Regions from separate parts of the Homo sapiens genome. Here all the other regions are linked to region 1. The links are chromatin loops, found by intact Hi-C in ENCODE. Cell type or tissue: mammary epithelial cell. All regions are shown on one strand. Links, peaks and the distances in the headings refer to the core of each region. The heading gives the core; the rest is flanking DNA.

Region 1 (7,537 bases), core at 1,707-6,706:
GGGTGGATCACTTGAGGTCAGGAGTTTGAGACTAGCCTGGCCAACATAGAGAAACCCCATCTCTACTAAAAATACAAAAATTAGCCAGGCATGGTGGTTGGTGCCTGTAATTTCAGCTATTTGGGAAACTGAGGAGGAGAATTGTTTAAATATGGGAGGTGGAGTTTGCAGTGAGCCGAGATTGTGCCACTGCACTCCAGCCTGGGTGACCAAGTGAGACTCCATCTCAAAAAAAAAAAAAAAAAAAAAGAACAAAAAAGACTAAAAGCAAACTCACACATACAGAGAGCCCCAGTGAACTCTGGGATCTTATAAAGCCATGCAACATATGTGTAACTGGAGTCTTACAAATGTGATGTGGGTGAAACAGAAACACTATTTGAAGAAGTGGCTGAAAATTATACAAATTTTATTAAAAATGTAAACTCATAGATTCAAAAGGCTCAACAAACTCCGAACAGCAGTAATATAAAAAAATCACACTAAGGCACATCATAGTTAAATTTCTGAAATTAATGCCAAAAAGAAAATCTAAATCACAGCCAGGGAGAAAAAGATACGTTATGTACAGAGATATAAACTTGAGAATTATAGCAGGCTTCTCGTCATAAACCATGCAGGCCTAAAGACAATGGAAGGTCATCTTTTAAGTGCTGGAGAAAAACAAAAATCTGCCAGCCTGGAATTCTATACCTACTGAAGATTTTTTTAAAAGATAAAGGCAAAATAAAATTTTTTTCAGGTCAATAAAAGGCGTGTGATCGTTAAGAAATGTTAAATGTTCTTTTAGCAGAAAGAAAATGATACTAGATGGGAATTTGGACCTACAGAAAGAGATGAAGAGCACTTAAATGGTAAATATGTGAGTAAATATTTTAAAAATGGGGTTTCCCCTCATTTTTCATCTCTTTTGCATTTATTCATCCTTCTAGGAAGAAATCCCATGCTTCTTTACCACCTCTTCTTAGGTCAGGAGTGACAAACTCAACTCTCTACACAGGCTTAGATTGATAAGGTAAATGAGTAAAGTCTGTGTATGCTTATAAGGAATAGTGGAAACAGTCGCAAACTGTAGAGTGCATGTCTCATTTAAAAGGAGTATCCATTACTCAACTTCAGCTTCTAGTTGCTGGGAGGGAATTGAGCCAAACTCTTCCTTTATTTAAATGTAGCAATTAATTTAAATCAACCAAAACCCAAAACTCCATGGACTATAGTCAGCTGTTGGGCCACTAGGGTGCAATTACAATTTTAGGTATTCTTCACTTGTGCCCCTCGTAATCTCAGAGCACTGGAGAAAGGTTTAAGAGTTAAGCACTTTGACCAAAATTTTGGTGGAGTACTCTGTATTTGCATCAAAAATAATTTGGTTTACTTTGTTTAATTCAGTTGATAAGTTTATGCTATTATCCCTAATGTAAAAAAGTTCTGTAAGAGTCACATGTGTGTTAAAGCAATGTGGTACTTTGGTAGCTACAGCCTTACTTCAGTGCCTTTATTTTCGTAATAGATGAAGAAACCACAAAGCATGTCCCGCAGCTTCCCTAGGAATACCTCTCTTAATGTAATTTCACAGCGATGCATCTGTCACTGGGAAATTTTCTGTCTGAACATGAATGATGAAGGTATAGGTAGGGATCTTTCTTTTTTTTTTCTTACAGTCCTTACAGGTCTTTTTTTTTTTTTTTTAAACACCTATTATGCCATGAATTCATAGGGAATAGTTTCCAGCAGCTCAGGCTCCTTCCCATTGGTTCTCACAAAGTGTGCTTCTCTGGGTGGAGCAGACTGGGGCTTCAGTCGAACCCAGGTACCTTTCTCTTTGTCTTCTTTCTTTTTCTGATCATTTTCCTTCTCGCGTTTCAGGAAGCCATCTCGGCTTTTAGAGTGCTTAATGTGCTCAATATGCACGTTAATTCTCTTGACAAGAATCTTGCCCTTAACTTGTTTGTTTACAACAATGCCAACAGCATGCTGGGTAACTGTAGACTCTTCCAGTTTTGCCATGGTGACACTTGTGGGGCATTCCTTTTTGAAAAGTACCCATTCTCTTACATCTACAATATCACCTTTCTTATAGATTCGCATATATGTGGCCAAAGGAACAACTCCATGTTTTCTAAAAGGCCTAGAGAACATATATTGGGTGCCTGTCTTCTTTCCCTTTGTATTCGTCATTTTGGTGAATTACTGGAAGATGGTGGTTCCGGCCGAAAGGGGGATCTTTCTTTTTATTCCTTCCCAGGCTTACTTTTCTTCCCACTTCCTCCACCTACTCCTATCCCTCCACCCTGGACTTCACTTCATTCTGCGCACCTCGTCTCACCATTAAAAAATCAAATCGACAGATCAATGTTTTGGAAGCTGCCCCAATGCTCAAATGAGTAAAAATAAAATATTGATGGCGATCAACATATTGAATTCTTTATTATGTCCCAGGTAAATGACATCATGTCACTTAATGCTCACAATAATCTGATACAAGAGTACTTAAAACAATCTCCATTTCACAGATAAAAACACTGAAGCTCAAGGTTTCACAGCTCATAGGTTCTGAAATCGGACTTTGTGTTCTTACTTTCTACATCCTTGCTCCTCAAAGTATTGTCAACTGAAAGTTTACTAGAAAGGTAGTATCTCAGGCCTCACCCCAGACAACTGAGTCAGAACCTGCATTTCAGCAAGATCTCCAGGTTATTCATGGGCACATTCAAGTTTGAGAAGTCCTGTTCCACACTGCACCACCTCTTTCTGGGTGTGCCTCCTGATAGTGCCCATCCACCACTTGCCTGGAAGCCCCAACACACTTCCCAGTGTGCCCAACTTTCTCTCAAGAGTGATTTATGCAGCAAGCCTTTGCTGGTGGAATTCCATTGTGTTGACTTAAACACTCACCCCGAGATCCCTCCCTTCTTCCTACTCTCAATCCATCATCATGTCTCATTTTCTATTTTTGGACACAGCTCAGGGACATGAAGAGGGAGGGCCGGGCTTGCGGCACTGGAGGGTTGCCTGACCAATAATTTCTCCTAGTGGCTGCTTCTGGCCCCGTGTGGGCCATAGAACAGTGCTATGGGTGGGAAAGCAGGAGAAGCTTCATAGGAAATACCCGTCAAGCAAAACCTTTGGCAGAACTGAAGCCATGGAAGTTGTTATGGGTACAGAGGTCCATGGATGCTGGCAACTTTATTAAAGCTTATTTTCACACTGATATCACTCACAAGCAAAAGTCTGACCACTACATGCACTTTCGAATGAGTCCAAAAGTCTGTGGAACTGAGTTATTATAAAAATGGGTTCTCAAAATACTGTATAAAGTCAAAGTTGTTGGATAGTCAATGAAAAATAATTTTTTCAGTTAAAATAGCTCATACGCATTGGCTTTGAAATGGCAGAGGTGACAAAGGATGGTCTTATGATGTCATTCCAAGGCCCATGATGATAATAAACTATTTACTTATTTTTTCTTCTTTTCAAGAGGTACGGTGTCTCCAAGCTCTCTCCTTGCCATTTCTCTCTTTAGAAACCTTTTGTATTCATCACCCGGCTTTGGTGGGGGTCTAAGTTAAGCAGAAAAGGCTGCTGTAGAGAGATGAGAGGAATTCTTTTCTCCTGAGACATGGCCAGTTGGGGCAGAATGCTGGTGCAGAGACCAAGCTTTCTGCCAACAGAATAGAGCGTGGAACTGTAACATACTCTTTAATGTTGTTGTAACTTTATTTTCCACTTTAAAGTAATAGAAATTCTTCCTAGAAATAATGCTGTTTAGTAAAGACAGCATGGCATAGCTGACTAAAGCCATATCTTTGAGCACTTGCCAACCTTTGTAGTAAAGGGACATTTTTCATGAGCCTCCTGCATTCACAACATCAGGAAATGATGGAAATGTCTTTATCATAGAATCAAAGTGCTCAAAGGGGGCGCTGTAAGATCATTCATTTTACATATTTTGTTCTTCAAAGACAGGCAGACATCCTAATTTTTTACAGAGATGAGAGGCAGTGAGGTATAATGAAAAGAATAAGGCTTTAGGCTGATGCCAATCTTGAAATGCATCTTAATTCTATTATTTATTAACAAGACTTTGGGGGAATTGTTCAACTTTTCTGATTTTTAATATTCTTATATTTAAAAATAAGAAAAAGGACACTTTTGTCTTTTGATCCTGAAAACATGCCTGCAAGTTGATTGTAAGATAGTGAAACAATGGATTTAATATAAAAGGGGCAAGGGATCCTGTTTTGATATAAGTCTTGCTTTTTAGACACAATAGTTGAATGATTAGAATTCTAGCATCTCCCACACATTCTCTAATTTTATTTTTCTTTGTAACCGAATGTGTAGTCAACATGCTTAAGTGAGCGCCTGGCTGAGGTTAGAGACATCACTTTTAATATGTCTAATAATTATTATTCTTTTCTGTATTATATTAAGTTCATGATACTCCTGTTACTAGTATTTAAACCTTTATTATTCTATTTTCATAATTTTTAATAGAAAAATTATGACAAATTACAGTAAAATATTCAAATAATTGCACCAATATTAATCTTTGTTTGGATCACTGAATTCATAGAAGTTATTTCATAAGGGTAGTTATTGTTAATTACTGTTGTTACAAACAAATTCCAAATTTCACTGATTTAGTTTAATTTTTTTTCTCATAAAAAGTCCAGTCCAGTGGACTTTGGGAGGCTGAGGCAGGAGGATCACTTGAGTCCAGGAGTTCAAGGCCAGCCTGGACAACATAGCAAGACCCTGTCTCTACAAAAAATTAAAACATTTCCCAGCCATGGTGGCACACACCTGTAGTCCCTGCTACTTGAGGCTGAGGTGGGAGGATCACTTGAGGCCAGGAGGTAGAGGCTGCAGTGAACCATGACCATGCCACTGTACTCCAGCCTGGGCAGCAGAGGAAGACCCTGTCTCTAATCTATAGATTAGATAGATAGATAGAGAGATAGAGAGATGATAGATAGATAGATAGATAGATAGATAGATAGATAGATAGATAGAGAGATAGAGAGAGAGAGAGATAGATAATGAGAGAGAGAGAGTCCACTGGGGCTGATCTTGCTTGGGCAGCTCTTCTTTAAGTTGCCAGACTCAGGTGTCCTGGCATCTTCCCTCAGAGACTCTGTTATCCATCAGAGCCTCCCTGGGAGGCCTGTGCTGGGTCTGCTTTATTCAGCAGCCAATGAGCAAAGAGAGGGATTCTCACATCCCCTCCCCATCCCCTTCCTCCTCTTCCCTCTCCCTCCCCCTCCCCGTATCCTCCTCCTCCTCCTCCTTCTTCTTCTTCTTCTTCCTTTTGAGACAGGGTCTGACTCTGTCACCCAAGCTAGAGTGCAATGGCACAATCAGGGCTCACTGCAGCCTCCATCTCCTGTACTCAAGAAATCCTCCCACCTCAGCCTCCCCAGTAGCTGGGACTGCAAGTGCATGCCACCATGCCTGGCTAATTTTTGTATTTTTTGTAAAGATGGGGTTTTGTCACATTGCCCAGGCTGGTCTTGAACTCCTGGGCTCAAAGGATCCGCTCACCTCAGCCTCCCAAAGTGCTGGGATTACAGGTGTGAGCCACCATGCCGGCCTCTCATGGGTCTTTTTAAGGGCCAGGGCTAGAAGTACACACTTGACACTTTCTTACACTTCATTGGCCATCAATTGTCACAATATGCCATCTAGATGCAAAATGACTGGGAGATGTAGTTTTTCCATGTGCCCAGGGGAGAAACTAAATGGTTTGGTGAATCCACAGCATTGTCTGTCTAGAAGCAAGGCTGTCAAACTGAATTATTAGCCAGCCAGCAGCCACCAGGGCCCTCAAAAAGTTTATTCATCAAAACTGATGTATAAAAGCGTGGTTTTAGTATGTAGTAAGCAGTGTATAGCTGTCCACACATGATATATGGAAGTTGAATGCATGACAATTGGAGATTATCTGTACGTCTTGTTGCACAGAGTTAATGCCTATTGCTGAGTTGCTGCAAAGAGTCAGTAAGATATTTATGTGAAAATGCCTAGCACAGAGTTAGTATTAACATGCTGTTCCCTGAGCTTTTTTTAAAAAAACTAGATTCTTGGCTGGGCATGGTGGCTTATGCTTGTAATCCCAGAGCTTTGGGAGGCTGAGGCAGGAGGATCACTTGAGCCCTGGAGTTCAAAGCTGCCGTGAGCTAAGATTGCACCATTGTACTCTAGCATAGGTGACAGAGCAAGACTTTGTGTCTAAAAAAAAAAAAGAAAACCCAGAAAAGGATTCTTCCACAGTATCCTTTAATAAACTCATCTGGTGATGAATGGGTTCCAGCTAGAGTCTGCAACTTCTTATACATTGCCAAAATTGATTTTTCTACAGTTTAATCACATTTATTTTGAATGATTCTCATAGAAACGGTAAAACATCTGATCATCACTCTTCTTATACTACTCCATCAATGTCAAAGCCATCTGGCCATCTGTAAGCCTTTTCTTCTTTTGACTCATTTAAAACTTTTTTGATATGTCTATCAGTTTTCACATATGACTCAACGTACATTAACTGCTATTTTCTTGAGGCTTTTTATGTGTGAAAACTGGGAGATTATAGTAGTTTCCTACCTGAGAAACTTGCCATTGACTTTTATTTCCCATTCAAAAATGAATATTTATTTCTCCATTGCTCTCCATCAGTTAAGAATGTGTTTGTGTGAAAATACCTCAGGAAAACAAAGATTGCTTCACAAAATTCAGAATGTTAATTTATCCCAGTGGGCTACTGCTATTGGAAAGTTATCAGCCATATCATCAGAACCAAAGGTTTTAAAAGAAGTAATTTTATATCAAGAACGTATGAGTGTTACCTTATCCTTCCCTTTAATCTTGTTTTCATCTTAAAAGTAGAGTTTTCCAAAACCTACTGTCTTCTGGGCATAAATCAGAATTTTCCTGAGCCTTCCTTCCTGATGTGCACCTAGAATTCAGATCCTCATGAATCAGCAGCCACCTCATAATGTGAATGCTCAAGAACAGAATGAGGAACAATGTTCTCCCAGGTCTGGTCTGAATTTGGGAGGGCTGACTTGCCTAATTTTAGAGGTGTTGTGCCCAAGAGGAATGGAGGCCGGGTTTCCTTGCTTCTTTACCAATCTACTTATCGGTTTCCTGTTCAACTCCCTTCCTTTGCTTAGTAGGTTTCTAGGTATTCTCATTTATTAATGTTAAAAATACCTTTTCAGATGAATTACTCATTTACACATCCAAATTAAGGTTTTCATTTCCCAGTTTTATCACAGCTGGCATAATGAACCATGTCAAGTTTTTAAACTATATTGTGACAACATTTAAACTCGTTATGCTTTGCCTGTGGATGTAATTAAGACAGTGTGTTTGGTATCAGTTTATTCTTAAAAAGCAAAGTAAAAGCAGATGAGGTGTATTTATAGACTCATCAGCCAATGAATGGATGAAAGAGAAAAAGAAATTAATGGGGAAATGTCAGCCAGAATAGAGGAGGGACCCACTGAGAAGTTCATTTCCAGACCAACTATTTGGA
Region 2 (7,537 bases), core at 1,491-6,490, 53 kb before region 1:
TGCCCAGCCACAAGATTCGGGAACTATTTTTTTTGGGGGAGCCAGGCACTGTGCTTAACATACTACATGGGAGCTAAATGATAAGAATTTGGCATGGTGCAGTAGCTCATGCCTGTAATGCCAGCACTTCGGGAGGCCAAGGCAGTTGGATCACCTGAGGTCAGGAGCTCAAGACCAGCCTGGCCAACATGGCAAAACCCCATCTGTACTAAAAATACAAAAATTAGCCAGGTGTGGTGGCACACGCCTGTAATCCCAGCCACTTGGGAGGCTGAGGCAGGAGAATCACTTGAGCCTGGGAGGCAGAGGTTACAGTGAGCTGAGATCACACCACTGCACTCCAGCCTGGGCGACAGAGCAAGATTCCATCTCAAAAAAAAAAAAAAAGAAAAAGAAAAAGAAAAAAAGAATCTATGAACACAAAGAAGGCAACAACATACCTAGAGTCTACTTGAGGTGAGGTGGGAGGGTGGGAGGAGGGAGAGGAGCAGAAAAGATAGCTATTGGATCCTGGGCTTAATACCTTGGTGATGAAATAATCTGCACGACAAACCCCTGTGACACGTATTTATGTAACAGACCTTCACGTGTATCCCCAAATGTAAAATAAAAGTATAAAAAACACACACTACACAGATTATTTAATTCTCACAACAATATTGGGTGCCAAATACTACTAGGTTGGTGCAAAAGGAATTGTGGTTTTTGCCATTAAAAGTAATGCAAAATTGCAATTGCTTTTGCACCAACCTAATATTAAAACCTCAACTGCTTTTGCACCAACTTATTATTATATAGTAGAGAGGCCAGAAAGTCTCAATTTATGGACTAGGAAACTGAGGTAAAGAAAATGCTTTTGCAAGGTCACCCAGATGGTGATTCAGGGAGGTTTCACGGCGAGGCAGCCTAATCCTGGAGTTCAAGCTCTTACTCTCTTCTAAATACCAGACAGGTTCGATTTTTGTTATTACTGCTCTTTTATTTTTGTACTTCTCTTGGATTATGGAGCTGTCAGTTGCACTGGGAGTTGATTTCGAGCCAAGTAATGATACAGACAATGCTGAATAACAATTGCTTCTGAATTCTTTCAGGATATGGACCACTTACTGATACCCTGCGTCCATTCCCAGCTCTCAGACTAACATGCAACATCAGTACAAGGTGTGGAGGTACTGGTCAGACATTCAATTTTCAAAAAAGCTGCCTTTAAGGCACCTATTTCTTTTGTTACTAAGAATTTTTTTTTTCAAAAACAGTATTCATCTATGTGGCTTCCATTTTGTTTTTTAACCTCCCTGGGCCTCTTTTTATGAATCTGTATTCAGAAGGGTTGCACAAGATGTCTTATAATATTCCTTCCAGCTCTGACCTGCTGAGTTTCTCAATGACTGGATAATGATTTTATTATTTCGATTCCTCTCCAGGAATCTTCCTCTCCCAACCTGCCCTTTGGCATTTTCATTTTTTTCCCTCTTGAAATTGCGTCCCTTTCCCTCTTTCTCTATCTTTTCTCTGTTGATTTTTTTCCCTTATGGCTTTTCCTCACTTCCTTTTTTCCTTCCTCTTTCCTTCAACTTCCTTTCTCTGCCACTTTTTCTCTCTTGACTTCATCCCCTCACCTCCTCTCGTCTCTCTGATGATTTCTCTCTTTTCCCCTCTCTCTCTTCTCTGGATATTTTCTTCTCTCTTTCCCTTCATCACGCCTTTCTTTCTTTCATTGAACTCAACATGCCTTAATTTTCCTTTGCTGTACTCTTTAGATCCCAGCAGATCCTTGGAATATAACAGGAAATCAGTTACAGGAAATTCAGAACGTGTGGTACCTTTCTTTAGAAAAAGACCAATGAATGCTTGGAATAGCAGGAAGTTTAGGCACTGAATAGATTACCTTAGTTTCTCTGTGCTGTGCAGATAAGCTCATTGTTCTAACTCAATAGAGGCATTTTTTGTTTCCTGGATGTGCCATGTTTCTGGTGTTCTTCTAGAATCACTGGGCTCCTTCTTGTAGTAAAAACAGTACTTTCAAATTGTTAGCTTTATTTGGAAAACTTTAAAGATAATCTTTAAAAGCCCCAGGCTAAAACTCGCACCTCTATTATGTTCCTTTATCCAGTCAAATAGTTGCAAATTATATGAGCTGGATTTGGATCCTGAATGGACACAACAGAAGATGTCAATATTTTATCTTGTATTCTTTCTCTGAGCTTCACAAATCTGTTTTGTATCCCTTCATTTTTGGTTAAATTATTGAAGACATATCATTTTCTGAAAGTCTTCTTAGTCCAGATTTCTTAGGCAGAAAAACCGCCATCTTGTTTTGGATAATGAAACCTCCGTCTACCATACTGACATGTGAAGTATTAGTTGGTTTGTAGCAGTGTTTTCATCATCATCAAATCTTTCGGGACACATCCATTTTTTTCTATGTCTCTTTTCTGTGCCAACTGAAGTGAGACTGGCTCTTTAAGATAAAACAATGTTTGTGAACAACCTTTATTTTTTAAATCACTTATGCTTGTAGAATGTGTTGTTTAAAATTCTCTTTGGGGTCCAGGACTTTATGCTGTATGCTCTTGGAAACACCACGGTCTTTTCCAAGTTTCTATTCTTATTTCTCAGGGAGAGAGACTAATTGTTAAAATGATCAGTATGCTTCTGATATTGTTGCATAAGTCATGTGAATAGGGGCCCTGCTATGTTGCCCAATCTGCCCTCGAAATCCTGGGCTCAAGTGATCCTCCAGCCTCGGCCTCCCAAGTATCTGGGAAGACAGGCGCATGCCACTGTGCTGGGCTCATGTGAATATTTTTAAGGACATACAAATAAACCTGTGTTTGATGTAAAGGGTGAAGACATTATCTTTGATTCCCAATTTCTACCAATTTTTTTTTTTTTACATAAGCTTTTTTTAGCCACCTCAGGCAATCACAGCATTTCAAAGGGGCTAGCTTGATACTTGGTTGAAGAGGGACTCTATCCTCCTCTGAATCTTGGATTCTAGCCTCAACATACACATCAGGTTTGGAATTTAATTTAATTCTTGGAAAATGGTTTCTTCATAAATTTTTTTTAATAAAAAAGAGATTTTAGAAGTATGATCAGGTGGTCTCCACACAGAGACATACAGGACACTTCCTGATTTGTGGACAACCCCCTTGGGTAAAACGGCCATGATTGCTCAGTCCCCAGCTTCAACAACAACTGGGGCAGCTCTGAAACCCTCTGGCTGTGGCCGAGGTGGACTCACCTTCAAAAGCGTCAAGGCCGGTGGGAGCTCTGAACTCAGAGCAGCTCCACAGGGGGCTGGGCAGGATGATAAATGGATTCGTTATTGTTGTGTGGAATGTCCACAAGAACCCTTTTGCACCTGAGACACAGAAAACATTAAAGGGGCCGGGCGGCACAAGCTTGGCTTCTGAAAGATAAAATACCATAAAATGAGCATGCAGTCATTGGGCAGATCATGAAGGAGGAAGGCATTGGACCTGCTCTCCAGGAAGGGACCTCAAGAGAGAACTTGCCAAAAAATCTCTTGGGAAGGTGCACATCTTCTGCAGCCTGCAGTAACCTCCTGGCTTCTGCAGGGCAGAAAGGAGGCCTCTTTTTTCAGAGAGATGGCTGTGTTGGCACCAACACACAACCCCTTCCCTCGTTTCTCATGGGCATCACTTTACTGGGAATGCTGTATGCTCCCAGGATGGTATTTCCATGAAGACATAGTTGGCCAGTCGTGCTCCCTATCCTCAACCTGATACTCAGACAGTCCCAGACAGAGCAAGGCATCGGGTTGCAGTTACACAGCAATCTGATGTGACAGGGCAGTACGCAGCTCAGGCCTCGTGTCATTAGAAACATCGCTGTTCAACGAGGCTCGGTGGCTCACGCCTGTAATCCCAGCACTTTGGGAGGCTGAGGCGGGTGGATCACCTGAGGTCAGGAATTCAAGACCAGCCTGGCCAACATGGTGAAACCCGGTCTCTACTAAAAATACAAAAATTAGCCAGGCATGGTGGCACACGCCTGTAATCCCAACTACTCAGGAGGCTGAGGCAGGATAATCGCTTGAACCCAGGAGGCGGAGGTTGTCATGAGCAGAGATCACGCCATTGCACTCCAGCCTGGGGGACAGAGCAAGATTCTGTCAAAAAAAAAAAAAAAAAAAAGAAGAAAGAAAGATCGCTGTTCAAAAACAAAATGCCTTCTCATTCTAATAAAACTCAACAATCTGGATGTCCTTCTCTGAAAAAGGAAATCAACACAGATGGCATTATCTTAAAATTGGGCCACCATTGAAGCTGTGGATCAGTGGCAACATGGAGTTTGGTTCCTACCGAAAACAAAACTGTCCCAATCCAGAGTCGGCCAGTAGATGGCACCCTGAGCATCTGACATAAAATCTAAGGCTGAGAATATTTATCTTCACCAAAGCGCTTCTCAAAACATTAAGCAAAACTTTGACTGAAACGCAACCGTATTTGGACAAGCAGGTTTATTTTACTTTAGTGCTGTGTTATTAGAAACATACATATGTGTGTGTATATATTTTACTATCAAACCCTAAAGTTATGGAAAATATCCTTGATGGTTAGGATGGACTGTAAACTTTTACAGTATTATTTGCAGGCAGATTTTTCAATTTCTTATTTAAGCCAGCTTTTTCTTAATATGAGGTTTAGTGGTTATGTGTCATACCAATGCTCAGGAAAACTCAGGAGAATATTTTTGGTTATCTAAATACCCCTGTGAAAGAAACGCACTCATAGGAAGAAAGAGAAATGCAGTGCGATACTTTGTGTGTTTTTAAAGAACAACTGAAATAAATGTTTCTATTTTGCTATATGCATCTATGTGGAATTATGTACACAAACACGTACAGCAAGATCAAGATGAGAAGATATATGGATATAGTTTAGTATAGGAATGCCACTCTATCTCAGATTCCAGCCCACACTCAAACCTAAAGGTTTTAGAGTAGGGAATAACTCTTAGAATTTAGTGATAGATATAGTATTTGGAAGATAAGCAATCCTTTAACCAAAAAAAACCATTGCCTTGAGTGGAAAGTCTGAACAAAACCTTCCACTGTCTCTGTGTGGATATTTTCTCACTGGGTAAGTGGTCAAAGAAGATGTGGTGGAGTACAAACAAAAACTAAAGGACAGATTGGAAGATCAGAGACTCAAGTTGCATGACAAAACTATTTGAGACTGAAGCAAAACTGAGGACCAATAATCAGAAGAACATTAAGGAGAGACATGAAGCAAAATTGGGGACCAATAATCAGAAGAATATTAATGAGAGATAGCAAAGTTCCAGAGGTACACATAAGAGGAGAAACTGGGAACACTCAAGACTCAAAACTAAAGGCACACACAACTTGTGGGCAGAACAAGATGAGCTTCCTGGGATGAATGTGTTTTGCTTGTAATTTTGCTCCCTTTGAAGGTGCAAGGGCTCCCTCAAGGATGCCTCTTTGCCCTTCTCAAGGGCACTCTTTCTTTTTGTATGCAGCGACTGACAGACTTACTGATCTCTTTGTAATCACAAATATTGACTCCCATTATTTATTCAGAGTTTATTTCATTGCTAGCTTTGACACTTGACACAGAGTTATATCTTGCAGATGGTGAAATAAATACTCATTCTTTGAGGTAACTGGATATCAAAGGGAAGTAGAAGTCCTCGGAATGTCCAGAGAGGGTGAGCAGGTGTTGGGTGTCTGTGGGAATTTCAATTATTTGAGTTGCAAGTTGGTTTGGGAAACTCCTTCAAGAAGTTGAGTGGCAGGTAAGGACAGGCTGGTGAAATCCTGGTCAACAGATTTCACCCAAGTCCTGTTGTTAGCAGCGATGGAGTCTCTAGTGTCAGTAGGAGTGCTGACCTATGGGGGAAAGTGCCCTTGTATATGGCATTGGGACACAGATTCAAATGTCCTCAGCTTTAGGAGTCTGTATCATCCTTTCCTGGGGCAGCCATGTTTTCATGAGCTCATTGGCCTTCCTGGCGCACAAGGATGAAAATAGTAAAAAGGAGGCCAAAAACAAAGCCATATTGACCTCAGTTGAATTCCAAAAATGAGGAGAAAGAAGTGTTAAAGTTTGCCAAATGGAAACAGAAACTAGTCTGTGGGAAAAGCAGTTTTATTTTCAGACTTCCAAATAGATCTTTCAAATGGCAAACCATAAAAACTAAATATGAACACTATTGAGGAATTGCCTGAAATACACAAAAAGGGCCCACGCCATTGTTCCAGCAAACAGTTAATCATGAGACCAATATATTGCTGTAGTGTCCCCAGGAATGTTTAAGACTTTTAAAAGGAGAAAGCACAGGGAGAAAAATATGCCTAATGGCTGCTAAATGACAAAAACAAGCTAAGTCTGATTCTCCCCACCTCACAGGGGAGTTAAAAGTATTGGAAAGCCTGGGAGTTTCCTCAGTTCATTCAACAAGGAATATTATTGTCTAGTGCTATCTTGTATTCAAGCTGGTTTTGAGTTGTTGCTCCCATACGTCCTGTGTGATTTTCAGCAAGTTGCTTAACCTCTCTGAGCCTTAGTTTGACAACTGTATCTATCTTAAAGATTAAGGCATGTTAGTAATGAACATAGAAATATTATTAATATTACTAAATATTTATTGAATGCCTACTATATTCTAAACACAGCTCACTTTTTAAAAAGTCCATAAGTATTTACATCCTAGATGCTGATTCAGGGCTTTGTATCATAGGGAAGTTATTTTCCTCAAAGGCTGAGAAAACCAATATGCCAGAGTTAATTTGTAGGGTCCACTAATGACAGGTTATTCTTCCTTTGGTAAAAACATTTAAAAGTAAAGGGTTTGTTTGTTTGTTTGTTTGTTTGAGACAGGGTCTTGATGCATTGCCCTGGCTGGAGTGCAGTGGTGTGATCATAGCTCACTACAACCTGGAACTCCTGGACTCAAGTGATCTTCCCACCTCAGCTTCCTGAGTAGCTAGGATTACAGGTGTGCACCACCATGTGGCAGGCTAATTTTTTTATTGTAGAGATGGGGTCTTGCTATATTGCTCATGCTGGTCTCAAACTCCTGGCCTCAGGCCATCCTCTCACCCAAGCTTCCCAAAGTGTGGGGATTACAGGTGTTAGCCACTGCACCCAGCCTGGATTATTATTATTATTATTTTAAAGAGTAAGAAAGAGAGAGACATATTGTTGGACTTTCCTTATATGCTTTTTGTTATCTTCTAAATTTTCTTCTGGATCCATTCCTCCTACATTCTGAAACAAATTGCCTTATAGGCACAAATAGCTATTGGGGACTGTGGTCCAGCATCCTATAATGGAACTGCTCCTTAAAATGATTGTATTTGGCTGCTCAACATTTGCCAGCCACTGCCTTAAATCACAGAACAGATCAATGTCTGTTGTATTTTTTTGACTTGGCTTTCTACTCCAGTCAACAGAAATAATTCATTCTTTGAGAGACAAAGAGAGAGATTCAAACTAAAGTCAGATAAGATATTGCTACTTAACAGAGTGCATTCCATGTTGGC
Region 3 (7,537 bases), core at 1,450-6,449, 63 kb after region 1:
TCCCTCCCCTGGCCCCCACCCATTGACAGGCCCCAGTGTGTGATGTTCCCCTCCCTGCGTCCATGTGTTCTCATTGTTCAACTCCCACTTATGAGTGAGAACATGCAGTGCTTGGTTTTCTGTTCCTGTGTTAGTTTGCTGAGAATGATGGTTTCCAGCTTCATCCATGTCCCTGCAAAGGACATGAACTCATCCTTTTTTATGGCTGCATAGTATTCCATGGTGTATATGTGCCACATTTCCTTTATCCAGTCTATCATTGATTGGCATTTTGGTTGGTTCCAAGTCTTTGCTGTTGTGAACAGTGCTACAACAAACATACGTGTGCATGTGTCTTTATAGTAGAATGATTTATAATCCTTTGGGTATGTACCCAGTAATGGTATTGCTGAGTCAAATGGTATTTCTGGTTCTAGATCCTTGAGGAATCGCCACACTGTCTTCCATAATGGTTGAACTAATTTACACTTCCACCAACAGTGTAAAAGCGTTCCTATTTCTCCACATCCTCTCCAGCATCTGTTGTTTCCTGACTTTTTAATGATAGCCATCCTAACTGTCATGAGATGGTATCTCATTGTGGTTTTCATTTGCATTTCTCTAATGACCAGTGATGATGAGCTTTTTTTCATATGTTTGTTGGCTGCGTAAGTATCTTCTTTTGAGAAGTGTCTGTTCCTATCCTTTGCTCACTTGTTGATGGGGTTGTTTGTTTCTTGTAAATTTGTTTTAGTTCCTTGTAGATTCTGGATATTAGCCCTTTGTCAGATGGATAGATTGCAAAAATTTTCTCCCATTCTGTAGGTTGCCTGTTCACTCTGATGGTAGTTTCTTTCGCTGTACATAAGCTCTTTAGTTTAATTAGATCCCATTTGTCAGTTTTGGCTTTTGTTGCCATTGCTTCTGGTGTTTTATGACATGATTGTATATTTAGAAAACCCCATCATCTCAGCCCAAAATCTCCTTAAGCTGATAAGCAAATTCAGTAAAGTCTCAGGATACAAAATCAATGTGCAAAGATCACAAGCATTCTTATACACCAATAACAGACAAACAGAGAGCCAAATCATGAGTGAACACCCATTCACAATTGCTACAAAGAGAATAAAATACCTAGGAATACAACTTATAAGGGATGTGAAGGACCTCTTCAAGGAGAACTGCAAACTACTGCTGAAGGAAATAAGACACAAACAAATGGAAAAACATTCCATGCTCATAGATAGGAAGAATCAAGATCGTGAAAATGGCCATACTGCCCAAAGTAATTTGTAGATTCAATGCTATCCCTATCAAGCTACCATTGACTTTCTTCACAGAATTAGAAAAAACTACTTTAAATTTCATATGGAACCAAAAAAGAGCCCATATAGACAAGACAATCCTAACCAAAAAGAACAAAGCTGGAGGCATCATGCTACCTGACTTCAAACTATACTACAAGACTACAGTAACCAAAACAGCATGGTACTGGTACCAAAACAGATATATAGAACAATGGAACAGAACAGAGGACTCAGATATAATGCCATACATCTACAATCATCTGATCTTTGGCAAACATAGGAAAAACAAGCAATGGGGAAAGGATTCCCTATTTAACAAATGGTTTTGGGAAAACTGGCTAGCCTTATGCAGAAAACTGAAACTGGACCCTTTCCTTACACCTTATACAAAAATTAACACAAGATGAATTAAAGACTTAAGCGTAAGACCTAAAACAATAAAAACCCTAGAAGAAAACCTAGGCAATACCATTCAGGACATTGGCATGAAAAGAAATTTTAAAGGTGGTTCTAAAATTTTAATCTGAGGCTAGTTGAAAGATAATTGTTTAAGGAGGTGTGACTGTCTGTGATCATTGAGAAATTGGGCAAGATTTCATTTTTTTATTTCAAGTTATGTGACAGGCTCAGAAACAACAAATCAAATAGAAAAGAATTCCTTGGAATGGACTCAAGGATATACAAATGAATAGTAAGAAGAAATAGAGAATGATTCTAGTTTGATGGTTTTATGTGTGAAGCTAGATTTTCAGTTAACATAACTCTAATGGAAAATGCATAAATCAGGATGCTATTAATCATGATTGTAGGAGGATTTTCATTGAATGATGTAAGATTAGACTCTGGCTCAATGTCCATTTCCATATGGCAGTTCTTCCTTCTGTAGGAAGAATACTTCTATGCAGAATGTCCTTTTGATTCAAATGGAGCTCCAGAGAAATATTTAGTTAAAAGCTGAAACCATGTCAGTTACAAATCTATATCTTGTTTTCCATTATGACCAGAATAATAGCACATTTTCTTACACTGATCCATGTGTCATGATACCTGATGTTTCATTTACTTTCTTCACTAGCTCTACTTTCTTTACTAGTCTCTGGCTAGGATTTTTAATTGTTATCACTGTTATTATTATTATTACTATATATGGTTAATTATGAATGACTTTGTATTATCTTAAATTTAAGAAAAGACATATCCTGCATATATGTAACTTAAAGTAATATTATACATATATATGCATATATATGGATATATGCATATATACACATCTACATGTATATATGTGTGTGTATGTATATGTGTGTGTATATATATATATATACACACACACACACACACACACATACTGAAATAAACAAGCTGTCTCATGAAACTCCACTGCTGCCTATGGGGTTGCTATTTTGTTATTTGTGGGTTTCAAACTTCAGTAGGTTCTGTTATCAGCCCAGGAGTTTCCTCATTTCTCTAACTTGGAAATATACTAGGAAGCTGTGCACACGTGAGATATGGCAGACCCTGAAAGGTCCCTCGATTCAGTACTCTTTCCTCTACAGGCTCTTAATCTAAATTCTCACCTCTGTGAACTAGTTCTGTTGTGTTTAAGCTTTGTGGACATCTTAGTATTACAGAATTATAGAATTTTAAATCTAGAAACAATATTAAAGGTCAGTCTATAGATAAGGAGATAAAGGTCAACCACCAAGCTCAGTCTATAGGTAAGGAGATGGGAACTCAGAGTTTGTCCAAGGTCTCAGCCTCTGAGAGTTGTAGAACCATGGCTAGAATAGGGTCTTCTGAAGGTCATTTTTATCGACTTTCACTGCGTTCCTGTATTTATTGATGCTTTAGTTTACGGCGTCATCAGGATTCTTCTGGGTGAAAGTGAGAGAAACCCAAATCTGACAAACTTCAAGAAAAGAAGGAACTTTATTAGCTCGTGTAACTGAAAACCTCCAGGCACAAAGAAATCCGGTGGCTTAAATAATGTCTTCAACACTTGGTCTGTCTCCAAATTTTGTCTCTGCTTTCCTCTGTGCTGGATTCATTGTCTGACAAGCTCATCCAATGCTGTGGCCACAGGCCTTCCTCCTCACCACCCTTCCTTCAGAAGCTACAGGCATGCAGTCTACCAGCTTCAAGTCTACCAGAGTGAGAAAGGCTGACTTTCCTACCAGTCCCAGAAAAGTGTGACATTAAACATCATGGGCTTGCCTTGGGTTGTGTGCCTCTGTTTGAACCAATCAGAGGGTCAAAATATATCCACTGGTCTGAACTAAGTCACATACCCTCCCCTGCCACCAGGGATTGGATGTCAGCTCCAGCTGAATCTTACAGGCTGAGAGTGAAGAGAGAAATCTCCTGAAGAAAAAAAAATTTCTGTTAGCAGAGGTAAAATAGATGCCGAGTAGTTCAGAGAAACAACTCTCTGTTCCCAGGGCACACTATACCTGAGACACTGTGTTAGGTGTTTGTCTATGGAGCATCTGTTGTCAATTCATTTGTTAAGCAGATACTTTTTCAGGGTGAACATGCTGGTAGAAAGTTGAACTCATACAAATGGGGCAGAGGAGGGATTACATTGGCTGTGTTGAAGAAGTGATGGGGTGGCAACAGAGAGAGGCTTGGAGTGCAGAGCTTTGCACAGGGGAGGGAAAGTAAGTTCTGAGTGAAGGTAAATAGGGTGTTGAAGGACAGGAGGGCTCTAGGAAAAGGCCAGGTGAGAGGATGCTAGAAAGAATCTGTCTGCTAAGTGCAGAGGAAACTGGGTATGGTTCATTTCATTCAAGCAGTTTTGGAAGAGCAACTGTGTTCCACCACTGTGCCAGGTGCTAGAAAGACAAAGGTGGCAAGACAGACCAGCTCTCATGCTCCACAGGGGCACATCACACAATTGGTTAATGACAACTGCAGTAATTGCTACCAGGGAGAATTCTAGGGTGTTACAAGAGAATATATTCAATATATTTTTGAATATATTCAGTATTCAACAATAGCAAAAATGGGATCAACTGAAGCATCTATCAACAGATGATTAAAGAAAATGCAGTGTATATATACAACCATAAAAAAGAATGAAATCATGTCTTTTGCACTAACATGAATGGAGCTTGAGGCCATTATTTTAAGTGAAACAACTCAGAAATAGGAAGTCAAATACCACATATTCTCACTTATAAGTGGGAGCTAAATAATGTGTACACGTGAACATAGAGTGTGGAATGATAGGCATAGGAGACTATAAAGGGTGGGGGGTGGATGATGAGAAACTACCTAATGGGTAAAATGTACATTATTCGGGTGATGGCTACACTAAAAGCTCAGACTTCACCACTATGTAACAAAATTGCACTTGTACCTCTTAAATTATACAAATGAAAAAAGAGAGAATATACACTAGGGCAGGGTCTCCAAACTTTTTGGCACTAGGAACTGGTTTCATGGAAGACAACTTTTCCACGGACCGGGATGTTGGGAGTGAGGGATGGTTTCTGGATGAAACTCTTCCATCTTAGATTCTCATAAGGAACGCACAACCTAGATCCCTTGCATGCATAGTTCATGATAGGGTTTGTGCTCCTGTGAGAATCTAATGCCACCGCTGATCTGACAGGAGGTGAAGCATGGGTGGAAGTGCTCCCTTGCCTGCCGCTCGCCTCCTGCTGTGCAGACCAGTTCTTAACAGGCCACAAACTACAAACTGGTAAAGGTTTGGTAATGGGGTCTGGCGACCCTTGTACTAGAGGACCCCACTGTATGTCAGAGTGGGGAGTAAGAAGGCAGAGAGGCTACCCTAGAGGGAGCAACATTTCAACTGAGATCTGAAGACTGAGGAGGAGGTTGGCCAGAGTGGAAGAGAGGCCGAGGAGGAAAAGAATTCCAAACAGGGGATACTAGAGCCTGGGAAAAAGTGCTCAAGTTTATTGGAAAGAGAAAGGTACATTCCAAGCCACTGTAAGGCAAGTGAGCACAAAGTAAGGAAGACTGAGAGAGCTCGGGCTCAAAAAGGAAGAAGGAGCCAGACTGTGTCAGGCCATTTGGGCCATAGGAAAGATTTTGAATTTTACTGAGACCATTAATTTTGTGATTGGATTTCTGTTGTTCAAAAGATGACACTGGCTATGGATAGAGAAAAAATTGAAGTGGGTAAGAGCACACGGAGCATAAAAATGCAGTGGTGCTTGAACTGTAGTAGTGGCAATGGTGACGAAGAGAAAGCAGACACATTCACGAGATATTTGAGGACCTTTTCTTGTAAAGATGACTTCTGTAATAGTTGGACGGGCAGTACAATATATCTTATGGATTTAGATAAGTTTCACATTTTCATTAGCTGGTTGAAATATAGGTTTTATTTTTCATGACGTGATTAAGTTGGCTGGGATTAGGCTAAACGTAATTGTTTTATGGCTAAATGTATCCCGTTGTAATAAATAATTACCATGTATCAGCCCACCTAATGCCTGATTTCAGAGACGAGGCCACAGGGAACTTCGACAAGCCTACAGATCTGAGGACTGGACTAAAGATAGAGGAATGGGACCTTAAACGTTACTGGTTTTGCAGAATGTTCTGAGTCTTACGGCCAGCTTATTTGCTGCAATTTCGAGAATCCCCTAAACACGATAGAGCTCATAGTCTCTTGATATGTATTCTTAGATTGCTAAATGGGATGAATAGCTAGGTTTAGGTGTTCCACAGTGCAACAGAATCATTCCAACTGAAGAGTACTGAAGACTTGGAGACTGCGCGTGCTGCTATTTCAGTGTTCCCTTTGAAAATATAACTTTGGAAAATCTGACTGAAGCTTGGGAAGCTAGGATTAACTATGTTAGGGATGTGTACCCAAGAGAAGGTTCATCCTGAGCAGCAATTGCATGCAATACTCTGTGGGTGTACACCAGTATAGAGGAGAGTGTGGGATCTGAGATTACATTATGGCTTTGCCATTTACTAGCTGTCTTCCCAAGTCAGTCACTTATGCTCTCTGAGCCTCAGTTAACCCATCTGTAAAATAAATAATAATAATACCTGCTATATTACTCACCATGGTGCTGAAGATGAAAAGAAAGAAAATTTGTGAAAGTGGTTTGTAAGCAAAAAACTGATGATGCAAAAAGAGTTGTCATTACTTGTCCCAGTCAAGATAGGCTAAATTGTTTCATGGTAAGAAACAGCAAACTCTCAGTGGCTCTAAATGAGGTGTCTTTATCCCCCTGCAAAGTCCACTGCCAGACCAACAATTCGCAGGGTATTTTATTTCCATTCACGTTCATGGTAAAGTCTGTGACATTCTTCAGCCTTGCTCACATTTGTCTCACCTCAGTTTCCGGCTGTTAAGTGAGAGTTGTTGGCTGTGCCATTGTAACAGGCAGCTGCTATCCTTCCTGTCTCCTGTATCTGTTTTCCCTTCTCCTGGATGTAGGCTTGGGCTTGTCTTTGGGGAGTCTCTCATTTCATATTTCACTTGGGGCTGGGCCTCCTCTCTTCCCTCCCTCTCACTTACTGAGGTCCGCCTTTATGGACTGGCTCTGGGGACAGACATGTGACCCACATCTGATCTAACCAATCACTGTTTTCTCCCCACTCCCACCCACTTCTGGCCAGAATGATTTTATAGTGATTGGCCTGAGATCCAAATTGGCCCAACAGTATTCAACTCCAAGATTTTGTTAGAAATATTGGAAAAAAATAAGGATCTTTCTTCAGAGTTTGCTAGACCAAGACGATGTGGGTCTGGGGCTTCCAGCAGCTACCCTGTCATCACTAGAAGATAACCTATCCAAGAATGAAGGCAAGATAGAGAAAAGCTGAACTATAGGTTATACACAGACTATAGTTCTGGCCACATCCTTGGGTCCCTGGATCAAGCCATACCTAAAGATCCACATCCTGGACTTCCTAGTTTATCAGCTACTACATATTTTGTTTTGTTTTGTTTTGTTTGGCTTAAGCCATTCTGCATTGGGTTTATGTCTTGTGCAACTGAAGGGATCCTGGCTAACACAGCCATTCATTTCTAGGGCAGGAGCTGCTAGCCTGCACTAGACTAAACTATCTGTATTTTAATATCAACTTTTTCTTTGTTTCATTGCATCCCTTGGAGCATTGCCACTTAAATGGCAGCTCCTGTTCCTTAGGTTCCTCTAAAACCTGGCCAATGTGCCCAGCGGAACAGCAGACATCAGTTAGAGATCTGACTTAGGAGGACATTGACGCTTTTGAGATCTCCAGGATTTGGGGAGAACATG
Region 4 (7,537 bases), core at 1,676-6,675, 730 kb after region 1:
TTTCAAATTAAAATGGGTTTACAAGCCCTAGATAAGAAAGATGAGAGTTTCTTTGGGCTTTTACCAGTACTGGGTAGTAAGAATAAAAGAAATCTCTTGTATATTTATAGGACTTGAATTCTGGTTCAGCAGGGTGCATAAGTAAAATAAAGAGATCAGAACAACAGGTCAAGATGGTTATTCCTCAAACATAAAGTGTATTTGTGAGTCCCATGAAAGTAAAAAATAGTTAAATGAAACATAGGACATGTTTAAAAGTTTGAAAAGTCTGTTGTATTGGAAAAACATAAATCTATATTAATACAGATACATGAATTTCCATATTGAACATAGTGAAGACATATATGGTGTTTACTAAATGCCAGCCACAGGTTTAAGCACTTTTCACATCCCAATCTATTTAATTCTCACAGCAACCCTTTCAGGTTGGTACTATTATTATCTCCATGTTACAAACAAGGAAGCTAAGGCACACAGCTAGTCAGTGGCAAAGTCAGATTTTAAACTCAGTCTGACCTCATACAGAATTTGTGTGCTTAAGCACTGTACCATAATGGTTAATTTTTTAAAAACTATCAGCTTTGCTGAATTTATCTTTGAATCATTTTATCAAAATTTAAAGATATTTATATTTCAGTTAAACAATCTCATTATGAAACCCTTTAATCCATGACTGTCATATCTTGAAGAATACACTGTTAATTAATGTGGTTTCTATAAACATTTAGCCTCCCCTGTATTTGGCAAACCAATGTTACAAGAACTATGCTGGGTACTTTTACACATTGGAGCTTTTTCCAGAGGAAAACATCATTATGTATAATCTAAATAACCTCCATAGTCCACCTGTGATATGTACGGTATAGCATTGAAAAGGTTCTGCAAAGCACAAGAACTAGTGGTTGAGGTTCTCCCTCAAGGTCGTATACAATTCAACAGACAAACCTTGTCAGTTCTACAGTCTGAATCTCTCCCAATTACAATCTTTCTTTTCAACTCCACTGTAATGGCCACAGTCAAGTCTTCAGCACTTCACATGTCATTCCAGCCTCACACTCCTCCAGTACTCTTTATGGTGGCAGTGCAGGGGGATGTGGGGCTAGGGGGCATACTGAGAAGAGTGGTTGGGGCCTCTATACATTAAGCTTCATTAGCCCCTCATGTCACCATAAACAGACATAAGATCTACTTTTAAAAAAAGTGTATTTGCTATTTAAATATAGCTTCAAGACAAATACCTTACTCCTTCTAATCAGGTTGCCATCCCAGCCTCTCTCACAGAAACATCTGAAAAACCAGCACTGACCTCCTACCATACTAAATCAATAATCTTTGTAAAATGCAAATGAAGTCATGTGATTCCTGTTCATCTCCCCAAGACTTAAATTCCTTAAAACATCATATAAAGTGCTTCATGATTTGGCTACCTTTCCTTCCTTACCTCTTCTATTTGCCCTTGCACATCCAAACCAGCCATATGAATAACTGTATTTCTCTGAACATGCCTTGCTCTTTCAGGCCTTCATGTTTTCCCATGCTACTCCTTTTGTTAAAAACGGCCTCCCCACCACCCTGCTTAGAAACCAGGCTAACTGTGCTACCAGTCTGAGATTCAGCTCAAGCACCATATCCTCCATAATGCCCTCCTTAAACTTCAGAGATCTTCCCTTCCTTCCAACATTTCTTCTCCTAAAGAAAAGATCTAGGAACAACCTCCTCTGAATTACCATAACACACCAAGTATAAATACCTCTAGTCTAGTCAGGTCAACATATGATTTAATGGTCCTCACACAGTTCCATTTCCACCTTGTACTTGTTGAAAAAAATCAGCTTTACCTTATTTATCACTGTATCCTCACTGCTTAACACAATGCCTGGCATGCATAGTTAACATCTAATGAGTTGGAATTAAATTCCTTACACAATGTAGTGATAGATATGTACACTAATGGAAAAATGTAAATAATATTGATAATCACGCTCACAGAAGTAAAATATTTAGCCATTGTGGTTTTCATAATAAAATTAAAATATTAAGCTTATGATACAGGCGCATATAAAATTTTGGACTTTCATGCCTCACTTATTTAAATTCTTAAAATCACATTTTTAAAAAGTACAGTGGTTCTAATTTAAGAACCCACTGATGCATGCTATATTAGTTCTGTTTATTTGGCCATTGTTAAGTAGAACTTTCTTTCTTTTTAACTACAATAAATTGGTAACTTAATCATGCTAACATTGTTCATTTTCATTTTTTCCTAAAGGAATGACCACATGTGGAATGAAAAGCATTTTCATTATCCTTTAACAAGATGAATGTCCTATTTTGTGTGATTTGGGGCAGTTTCTTACTCAGACTGCCAGCCTCTTATGAACGTTATGATTTGCAGATGTGTAGTGTGCATTAAAGAACAAGAAGATATGAAATATTAGTGACAATTATACACTGGGCAAGGAAACTGGACAATGTTCCAAGGGTTGTAAGGATTGTGGAAATGAATGTTACTCAAAGTAGAGTGGTGATTTATAACCAATTTCCGTCTTCAAATTAGGGCCCAAGTAAAAGAAAATGAAATTTAGCAAAGCATGATGGTGTATCATTTCCTGCAGCAGAAACACCCAGTTGGCCCTGTGCCTTCACTATGTACAGTACAACAAGCAGCAACCTGAGGGAAGCCCACAGGCTCGAAGGGCTACTGGCTGGCTCTTTGTCACCAAATGCAGCAGGTTGAATGCAGACATCACTGTGATATCTTCACCAACAAAACGAGAAGCAAAGAACAGGGGCAAGAGCTGAGTAGGAGAAAAAACAAAAACAAAAATCAAATTAAAACATCACAAATATTAAACACATTCATTGCACAACTGATGGTTACAGTTTTATCTGGAACTGAACACATGCACATACTGCTAATAAATTTCAAACGCCTATTTTTCAGCCCGTGAGCTTACTTTCAATCTAGCTTTATTTGTACCTTAGAGGTAAAATACACACTACATGATAGCAGTGCAATCTGTGAACACAGTTTACAAGAGGTTGAGAAAAGAGAGGAAGTTTAAAAACAGTTGAAAGGAATTCACATTTACTGAGTTCATACCATGTGACAGGAACTGTCTGGAGCCTAATATACACGTTGTATCATTTAATTCTTACAATAAACCAAGGAGGTAGGTTTTATGCCCCAATACGTATGTGAAGAAACTGTGACTCAAAAGTCCAAGGGCACAAAGCAAATAACCAGTGGAAAAAGGACTAAAAAACCCTGCTATACTGACTGCAAAGCCATGTTCTTTCCTTACACCATGCTGCCTTCTTCCAGCAATTATTGGCAAATCTCCCTCCCTGGAGAAGACTATAAAATAATAAGATTAAGAGACACATTTTGTTAGAATTTCATTTTATAAAATAGAGACCCAGAAAACCTAAGGACAATTAAGGGACTTCACTTTCAAAACAGCGTTAAGTTCGAATAAAGCATGGCAAATATGAATTTTCATTTAATTATATGATTTATAATTTCTAGGTCAATCCTGTGAATAATATTCATGATTTAGTAATTCAAAAAGTGTAAAAATGTTTTTTAATGTCTTTGGAAATGAATTATGTGGAAGAATCTAAAAATTGTGTAGATATTAAACTTTAGAGAAAAGTTCAATTCTTAGGATTTTCTTAAAAGTTTTTTACAATATTTCAATTGGTAAAGATTAACTTTAAATGCAAATGGAAAATACTAGATTAATAAACTTCATATATGTTGTTTCAAATTAGCATTTTAAGTGACTTTAACCATTAAATGTCCAAAAATTAATATAAAATTAATGTCTTGTTCATTTCCTGACCACTTCCCCTGCTTCCCGCCCCAAAAAAAGTCTGTTCCGGACTCTTCTGACCTCCTTGAAGAACAAACATATAATAAACAGTAATATATTTTACTAAATCACTCTGGAGTATATCTGACAGAAATCTGCTTGTATTAACATGCCTGAACTCTGACTTCCCCAAACTAAACTCACTACAAGACTAAAACATTTTTGTGTTACTAACTGCAGACAAAGAGGAGGGAAAAGGAAGGTAAGTATCACAATGCACAGCCTGAAAGAACCATTAAACATAAATAAACATGTCATTTTCACGAGTGACTGCAGAGCAGGGAAAAGAGAGCATTCCTTTGGAGCAGACTACTGACTAATAAAAGATCAAAGGTCTATACCTCACAACACTATAAATAAAAATGTATTTTTTCCCTGTGACCCTTCTCTGTGAGGAATAAAGCACACACAGTAAATGTAATTACTTAGCAAAGCTGCAGTCTCACTGTGCTTCCACAGCTGACCATAAAACGTCTTCCTATTCTGTTTCATCAACTCCTGTACCAGGCAGCCTGGGCGCCTACCAACCACGGTGGCCATCTGGCTTATGTCAAAGCCAGCGCACAGGAAGAGAGGCAGTGATGTCACTCTGCAGGTCAGGGAAAGAACAAAGATGCATTCTACAATTAAAACCTGAGGGCCACAAATACCGGGAGCCCTCCAGCATGATATGACTGTGTGATTTAATATTCTGTTGCCTGTATTTCTACCCAAATAGCCAGGGCTCCATCTAGTGGCAAATTAGTTTTGCCCAGCTTTTTGAAAATAGACCCAGAAAGTACATACATTAGCACCAACAAAGTGGGGCAACTAAAATGACTACTTTTAGAGCAGTCTAGTCTTTCTATACTGAAGAATGCAAAAAGCACAATTTGTCACACTGTTCTCCATTTTCTAATCCTAAAAGAATGTGTTTCATAGGTTAGGATTTGATATTATCCGAATTATTTTAATGCCTGCATGGATAGTAGAAAAGGATTGAAGTTTGCAAAATGCATGCAAAGTAGCATTACTCATAAACCACTCTGAAAATATGTAGCTGAGACATAAAGTGAAAACCAGTTCTAAAGAATGGATGTATGCATCTGGATGCCTTGGTTACATCAAACTAATACTCATACTTCCACAGAACAAAAGAATCATAGTTAATATGGCTCTAACATGTATTTTTATACTGAAATGATTTAACAAAATTATTTTAGCTCATGTTTTCCACCTAATTAATGTTTGCGGTAAATAAAATAAAACACTTTAACAAACAGATCTAAAATACATATATTTGCATGAAAGATGGGATATCACAATGGATGTGTGTGATCCGTGAACACAGACCATCTGGGTTTGAATGCTGGTCATGCCCATAGCCAATTCTGTGACCTTGGACAACTTGCTTACCCTCTCGGGGCCTCAGTTTCCTCACTTATAAGATAATGATTAAATAAGTTAATTGGTTAAAAGTGCTTGGTACAACTCCTGGGACATAGTATATGCTCAGGAAATGTTAGCTATTATTATTTAAATATGCCAAATATTTGCTAGTTTTAAATGCATGAATTAGAAAATTGTAACAGTACATTTATATCCACTCCTTCTTAGAGTTAACAAGCTATTCTCCAAAGAATCCTATTTAGGCCAGAAAACCACTACTTGATAGGTTTCCACAGTAAATTATTCTAATGAAAACAAACAACAGAGAAATCCTAAAGATAACAGTTGACTGTGCACACAGCATGTGCCATGCACTGCTCTAAGCATTTCACATTTATTAGCCCTTTTAATCCCCACAACCTCATGAGGTATATACTATCATTTTCCCCTTTTTAGACACAGAGACTGAGGCATAGGGAGGTTAAGTAAATGGCCTAAGGTCTTACACTTAGTAAGGGGCAGGGACCTTAAGTAATTGGGTAATCTGATTGATACATGTGAACTCAGGACATTCACCTCCAAAGCCAGTGCTCTTGACCACTACACAACTGGCAATGAAAAGCCTTATGATGCACCAACCAACTCTAAATACTCTGATTCCATGTTTCCCCACTAGGTAGTATGACGAACATGTAATAAGGAAACTTAATTCAAGAAGATTACTTGATGGCCAGACGAGGTGGCTCACACTGTAATCCCAGCATTCTGGGAGGCTGAGGTGGGCAGATTACTTGAGGTCAGGAGTTCCAGACCAACCTGACCAACACGGCGAAACTAAAAGTACAAAAACTAACCAGGCATGGTGGTGGGCGCCTGCAATCCCAGCTACTCAGGAGGCTGAGGCAGGAGAATCGCTTGAACCTGGGAGGCAGAGATTACAGTGACCTGAGATTGCGTACTGCACTCCAGCCTGGGCAACAGAGAAAGACCCTGTCTCAAAAAAAAAAAAAAGAAAAATAACAAAAAAGAAGAAGATTACTTGAAGATTCTCTCCCTTGACATTCTCAGATTTCTAGACTTGATATTTCTAGTTCCACCACATGCAACTTCAACTGCTTTCAACTTCAACTTTTTCTTTAAATTCTTTGGAAATACCTTCACAATCTGTAAAGCTAACTCTATGTTAATCTACCAAAACTTCAAAATGTTGACAATGTACTTTTGAGGACCAAACAAACTAACAGCTACTTCCACTCTCAGATCACCTAAATTGAAGTTTCAATTCGGCAGCTTTCACCCGTTTGTATTCCCTGAACTGTCTGAGTGAAGGCCATTGCCAGAAACAATCCTAGTCCTGAAAGCAAAAGCTTAGCATTAAACACCCTGTAGAAATCAGCATTGAGCAAGGATCACCAGAAAATCCATAATTCTCCAAGTTTATTCTCAACTTCCTCACTTTCGCATTGCCTTTTATTCAATTAACTACATGGATGAATGACATTTACAGATAATCCATCCACCTCGGCCTCCCAAAGTGCTGGGATTACAGGCGTGAGCCACCATACCCAACCTAATCAACATGTTATTTTTTTAAAAGCCAGACAAGATGTCTCATGAATCTTCCTAATCTCCCAAAATATCTGGTAGATAATTTTGAAAATAGTGGGCATTTAAAAATACTGACTGCACAATACCTAATGAGCAGTATCACATTATGTGTTAAGAACAGAATTAGATTCCATAATTGTCTATAATTTCCTGCTTAAAACATTTTGATGATTCCCCCTTGTATATCACAGGGTTCTCCAAACCATGTTCTGAGAAACATAATATAGCCGCTCCTTCCACAAGTTTAGCAGTCAAATAGTCATGGAAATGCTAACCAATATAAAGGGTCTGAGAAGTCTTCAATAGATATGGCTGCTTAACTTCGTCTCAATTGGTGCCTCTGAAATGTTTCTCATCATACAAAACCCCTTTCTGTCCTATCACCCAGCCCCCAGAACACATTCTGATAAATCCTTCTGATAAAGCCCAAATTCCTAAACAAAGCATCTAAAGTATCTAAAGTTCTACACTCAGCTGCTGCTGAACTCTTCAGCCTTTTCCCTTGCCATACCTCTACAACCCACCGCACCCCACACTCCTGCCATACTAACATGGTGGTAATTTTTGTAATAGGTCAGCTGTTTCCTATTTTCACCTCCATGTCTTCGTTCCAGATCCTTACTATCTTTGCCACCACTTCCAACCTCCACCATTCCTAACGCCTCCAATTCTAGTCCCCAGTATAG

The links. Peaks named below come from ENCODE experiments on the same cell type or tissue, not always from the same donor. Only the 100,000 strongest peaks of a DNase experiment are listed, where the experiment ranks them.
Region 2: it touches region 1 in a loop (4-fold over the local background); 10 of 110 quality-filtered maps call a loop at or near these places.
Region 3: it touches region 1 in a loop (2.4-fold over the local background); 3 of 110 quality-filtered maps call a loop at or near these places.
Region 4: it touches region 1 in a loop (4-fold over the local background); 8 of 110 quality-filtered maps call a loop at or near these places.

Annotation. Positions count from the first base shown.
Region 1 is chr12:66,031,876-66,039,412 of GRCh38, reverse strand. It overlaps the pseudogene RPL21P18. Among named protein-coding and RNA genes, the nearest start is that of LINC02425, 4.6 kb to the right of the region's middle. In mammary epithelial cell, for the core only: a CTCF peak has its summit at 3,924; DNase peaks (open chromatin) are centred at 2,812 and 3,912; H3K27ac peaks cover 1,158 bases.
Region 2 is chr12:66,084,395-66,091,931 of GRCh38, reverse strand. No RefSeq gene overlaps it. Among named protein-coding and RNA genes, the nearest start is that of LLPH, 43 kb to the left of the region's middle. In mammary epithelial cell, for the core only: a CTCF peak has its summit at 4,368 (motif pointing right); a DNase peak (open chromatin) is centred at 4,371.
Region 3 is chr12:65,968,364-65,975,900 of GRCh38, reverse strand. No RefSeq gene overlaps it. Among named protein-coding and RNA genes, the nearest start is that of HMGA2-AS2, 23 kb to the right of the region's middle. In mammary epithelial cell, for the core only: no CTCF peak of the experiment used is centred there; no DNase peak of the experiment used is centred there.
Region 4 is chr12:65,303,790-65,311,326 of GRCh38, reverse strand. MSRB3 (methionine sulfoxide reductase B3) reads right to left here. Exons shown (of 7, transcript NM_001031679.3): 2 at 2,672-2,798. The coding sequence starts at 2,747. Among named protein-coding and RNA genes, the nearest start is that of MSRB3, 29 kb to the right of the region's middle. In mammary epithelial cell, for the core only: a CTCF peak has its summit at 4,610 (motif pointing left); DNase peaks (open chromatin) are centred at 4,056 and 4,496; H3K4me3 peaks cover 733 bases; H3K27ac peaks cover 2,698 bases.